2 separate regions of the Homo sapiens genome follow, and region 2 is linked to region 1. The links are chromatin loops, found by intact Hi-C in ENCODE. Cell type or tissue: CD4-positive, alpha-beta T cell. All regions are shown on one strand.

Region 1 (2,500 bases):
CCTTGTTAGTGACAGGGTTAAGGGAGGGCAGAAAGAGAAAGGTGGGAGAGGGGGACGATGTAGCTTGGTCATGGCGAGTTTGTGATCGCAAACTCAGTTTGCGGGTTTTCAGGCCGCACACTTAGGGGTGTGGAGCTTGAGCATCACTGTGGAGAGGAATGGGGGGTCGCTGGCTCTCATCAGTGCCCCTTTCAGGAGGAGCTGAGCTCGGTTCCCTGGGCAGAGGTGCAGTCCCGCCTCTTGGCACTGCAGCGGAGCGGGGGCCTGTGCGTGCAGCCGCGGCCCCTGACGGAGCTGGACATCCACCACCGCATCCTGCGCTACACCAACTACCAGGTGGCGCTGGCCAACAAAGGCCTGCTGCCGGCCCGCTGCCCGCTGCCCTGGGGAGGCAGTGCGGCTTTCCTCAGCCGCGGCCTGGCGCTCAATGTCGACCTGCTGCTCTTCCGCGGTCCCTTCTCGCTCTTCCGCGGGGGCTGGGAGCTGCCGCACGCCTACAAGCGCAGCGACCAGCGGGGCGCCCTAGCAGCGCGCTGGGGGCGCACAGTGCTGCTGCTGGCCGCCCTGAACCTGGCGCTGAGCCCGCTGGTGCTGGCCTGGCAGGTTCTGCACGTCTTCTATAGCCACGTGGAGCTGCTGCGGCGCGAGCCTGGCGCGCTGGGGGCGCGCGGCTGGTCCCGCCTGGCGCGCTTGCAGCTGCGCCACTTCAACGAGCTGCCGCACGAGCTGCGCGCGCGCCTGGCCCGCGCCTACCGCCCCGCCGCCGCCTTCCTGCGCACCGCTGCGCCCCCCGCGCCCCTGCGCACGCTGCTGGCCCGCCAGCTCGTTTTCTTCGCGGGTGCACTCTTCGCCGCGCTGCTTGTGCTCACCGTCTACGACGAGGACGTGCTAGCCGTGGAGCACGTGCTCACCGCCATGACCGCGCTCGGGGTCACCGCCACCGTCGCCAGGTGCGACGGCAGATGCCCGGGGTGGTGGTGTGTGTTGGTTTCTCTGATCTGGGGCCATGTGAGGTTCCCCCCGAATCCTTACCTCTCCCACCACTGGGGCCCTCTAGCCCTACATCCCACCGCGCGTCCTCCTAATCGCAGGCCCCTTCCCCCCACGGATCCCGCCTTTCAGGTCTTTCATTCCGGAAGAGCAGTGCCAGGGTCGTGCGCCGCAGCTCCTGCTGCAGACAGCCCTGGCCCACATGCACTACCTCCCGGAGGAGCCCGGCCCCGGCGGCAGGGACCGCGCCTACCGGCAGATGGCGCAGCTGCTGCAGTACCGAGCGGTGAGGGTGGGCGCGACGGCGGGCTGAGGAGGAAGTTGTGGGGTCTGTCTGCGCGGAGGGTCTGTCTGCGCGGAGGGTCTGTCTGGGAGAGGGCATGAGACAAACGGACTATACCAGGAGTCTAGGGAGTGACTGGGTGGGGAGGCTTCTTGCCCTGGCGAGGGTCGCTGGGGACTGCTTGGTCCTGATAACGCGCGTGGGCCCCTCAGCGACCCCTGCTCAGCCTCACCGCTGCTTCCCCAGGTCTCCCTCCTGGAGGAGCTCCTGTCCCCGCTCCTCACCCCGCTGTTTCTGCTTTTCTGGTTCCGCCCTCGTGCCCTGGAGATTATCGACTTTTTTCATCACTTCACTGTGGATGTGGCTGGGGTTGGGGACATCTGTTCCTTTGCCCTTATGGATGTGAAGCGCCACGGACACCCTCAGGTCAGAGCCGTTCCCTGGCCCTGGGGGTTTGGGCTGGGTGGGAGTTCGCTTGCCTCTCGGGAGCAGACCTGAGTTCCAGCCCTGGCTCCATTGCTTGCTACCTGTGCCGTTGAGCGGGTCACTTCCCTTCCTGTGCTCTCGTGCCCTCGTCTGTCAGATGGCAACAATGGCAATGTGCTCTCCAGAGCACAGCCAAGGCCAGGCTTGTGAACACACAGATTATGTCTGTATAGCCTATGATGGAGTTGCTGGCACATAGTAACGTCAGTAAATGGGAGCAAAGACCACCTGGGGGTGAGGAATGGGCTTGGCCGGTGGGTGGGGCTGAGTAAGGACTGGTGCCTGGACCAAGGCTGTCAGGATCACCCTGGGCAAAGCACTGAGGCTCAGCCCTATCCCCGAGCTGGCAATCAGTCCAGGGGTGACGAATAGATGACAGGCCCAGGTTCTGCACTGCTGCTGTATTTTTGGGTGATGGTGAACAAGTCCCCATTGTGGTCTGTTTCCTTCACGTGGAAGATGGGGCAGTGTTTCCTGTCCCACCTGTTCCCATAAGGCTCAGTGTTCTTAGCACCTGAAAGACTGTCCTTGCTCACAGTGGCTCTCGGCGGGACAGACTGAGGCCTCGCTGTCTCAGCGTGCGGAGGACGGCAAGACTGAGCTTTCTTTGATGCGGTTCTCCCTGGCGCATCCACTCTGGCGCCCCCCAGGGCACAGCTCTAAGTTTCTTGGGCACCTCTGGGGCCGAGTACAACAAGATGCAGCTGCCTGGGGTGCCACCTCGGCTCGCGGCCCCTCCAC
Region 2 (2,500 bases), 93 kb before region 1:
GGAGCCACTGCATTCCAGCCTGGGCCACAGAGTGAGACCCTGTCTCAATAAATAAGAAGCAAGCACAGGACAGCAGCTATGGGAGCCGACCTCTGGAGACGGAGAGGGGATGGGGACACGGTATCCGACAGGGGATGGATCACTTTAGAACCTAGCTGCCTCTTTCAGTGGGAGAACAGTAGGATGGGAAAGAAGGGGGTTAAGGCCCCAGCTGCACACATGCTGGACACACACACACACACACACACACACACACACACACACACGTCTCGGGGAAGGCAGGCAGCAATCCCAGTCCCCAAAAGAACATCTTACAGTCTCAGAAGACATGTAGTCCCACTGCACCTGCAGAATCAGTCCAAGGAGAAAGTGCCACCTGGGTCAACTCCCAAACCCAGAACAGCTTTCTCTTCCTCACCTGGCTGCCCTCTCCTTCCCAGTCCTTTTCCCCAGAAAACTTTCCTGACCCGGAGAAACTAGACAGGGAAGGGCACCTGCTCCCACATAAATGTCTCAGGACATCAAGCCAGTCAAAGACCCCGAAAAGGAGAACAGCTGCAGGCACACACCTCTTTTGCTCATTGGGTCAGCCCAGGGTCAGAGATAAGGTCTCTGTTGTGCCTGATAAGATTCTGCTCCAAAGACACGCAGCAAACACAGCTGTGCTCGACACAGACAGCCACTACCTACTGGGCCCGAAGGAAATTAGGACAAACCTAAAAAGCTCCAGGCTGGGACTACACGAACAGTACTGAAATCCCACAACACAAGCCCTCACGTCAGTTCTCTGTTTATTAAGGCCACCGGAAACGCTGGACTGAATGTGACTCTCAGGGGCTGAGAGGCTCCATGGCAGTTTCTGGGGGACTAAGAGGAAATCTCTCACAAATGCCCGCAGTGTGCATCCTGGGGCAGGACGAACACAGCCTGCCCCGGAGCCAGAGAGCGCAGAAGCCGGGCTCAAGACCCCCTTCTGTGGACTACCTGGATGTCAGGAGGAGAAGCCGACTCTAGTTATGCCCAGTTTCTGTGCTGGCCTGGGCCTCGGGTGCCCTGCTTGCGTGTGCACAGGGGGGTGAGGGGCCGGGGGGGTCATGACGGGGAGAGAGAACACCCCTGGGCAGGTGTGAGGTGTGAGACCCTGCCAGAAAGAGAAAGCTGGTCCTGAGGATGTGGGAACTGGTCGCCTCCAGGTGTGTGTTGCTTGATCCACTGGTGAGCCCTGGCTGTGCCCGCTGCAGCCCACGTGGCCCACAGGGAGTTGGCAGATTTCTTTCGAGGAGATGAGGGAGGATGGATAAGCCTTCTCCTGAAAGCCGGAGCTTGTGGCCAGCTCCGCAGGGTGTGGAGCAGAACCACCAGCAGCCAGGTGTGGTCCCAGAACCACCGTGGCCCTCCCAAACAGTCAGGCCCTTCTTGCCCACAAGGTGGCAGCAAAACATCTTCCTGCAGCCGGGGCTGAGGCAGTGGCTGGGAAGGCTGGCAGGATGCTAGGGCTGGCCACACACCCGCCACTGAGCCCGGGAGGCAGTGGGGGCCACACCAAGACCCCTTCGCCCCCCAGGACTGGCTGGTGTCCAGCAGGCTCTCCAAGTTGGAGCTTAGGGAATCAGAGGAGAAGACGGGGGGCGGGGGGAGAGCGCTCAGGATGCCTCCCCAGTGGGGCCACAGTCCTCCCTAAGTGTCCCAGCAGCTGTCCCGAGACAACTCGAGTTGCTGCAGCAGCAGCCATGGACCTAAATTCCACCCCTAACAGCTCCATTCCAGCATCCCCCATTTTCAACAGCACCACATGAGCTCTGGAGCCGCACAAGCCAAAAGCCTGCTAGTAACACCCTCCATTCCCTTCCTTACCACTCCCCCAGCCCAATCCGTGTCAGTCCTGGTGGCGCTCCCTCCTAAATGTGGCCCAGATCCATCACCAGCTCCTTTCTTCAACTCAAAGGCAAGCCACCATCCTCCCGGGCCTAAGCACCACATCAGCTTCCTAGGGGTCTCCCATCTCCAGCCTCCATCACCACCACTGCCAAGTGATTTCCTTTACAGCTGGGGCGGACCTCTTCAGACCAGAACCTGGTCACCTCTCAGCAAAGCCCTGCAATGGCTCTCCAGCTGGCGTAGAATGGCACCCAATCCCCTTATTCTGTTCCAGTGCCCCGTGTGCTCCTGACTACCTGCTTGCTCTCACCTGACACCCTCCCCAGGACCCGCCTCCATCCCCATCCAGCCTTGACACCTCCCGGGCCTCTGCCCTGCTTGTCCCTGAAGGCATTTGGACCGTGGCTGAAGCATCCCTTCCTTGGGAGGCTGACCATCTCAGTGACCATGCTAACATCATCTAACACTTGCCACTGTCAGCAAGTGCCCCCACAACAGAACTCTGCCAGGCACATGAAGGTGGCCATGATTCCCCGAGTGAATGAGTGGAAGTCTTTGCTGAGCATGCACTGTGCTCCCAGGGCTTTTGGCCTCTTTGTGGGGAGGAAGGCCTAAGAGAGAT

What was found. Peaks named below come from ENCODE experiments on the same cell type or tissue, not always from the same donor. Only the 100,000 strongest peaks of a DNase experiment are listed, where the experiment ranks them.
Region 2: it touches region 1 in a loop (2.4-fold over the local background); 67 of 110 quality-filtered maps call a loop at or near these places.

What each region holds. Positions count from the first base shown.
Region 1 is chr7:151,017,070-151,019,569 of GRCh38, reverse strand. It overlaps ATG9B (autophagy related 9B), which reads left to right. Exons shown (of 14, transcript NM_001317056.2): 6 at 196-950; 7 at 1,123-1,276; 8 at 1,520-1,699; 9 at 2,298-2,500. Among named protein-coding and RNA genes, the nearest start is that of ATG9B, 6.2 kb to the left of the region's middle. RefSeq lists a silencer at 460-529. In CD4-positive, alpha-beta T cell, CTCF peaks have their summits at 1,060 and 1,261 (motif pointing right); DNase peaks (open chromatin) are centred at 759, 1,229, 1,809 and 2,379; H3K4me3 peaks cover 1,782 bases; H3K27ac peaks cover 926 bases.
Region 2 is chr7:151,110,163-151,112,662 of GRCh38, reverse strand. All of the region lies in intron 1 of AGAP3 (ArfGAP with GTPase domain, ankyrin repeat and PH domain 3), which reads right to left. Among named protein-coding and RNA genes, the nearest start is that of AGAP3, 25 kb to the right of the region's middle. In CD4-positive, alpha-beta T cell, a CTCF peak has its summit at 1,429 (motif pointing right); a DNase peak (open chromatin) is centred at 1,432.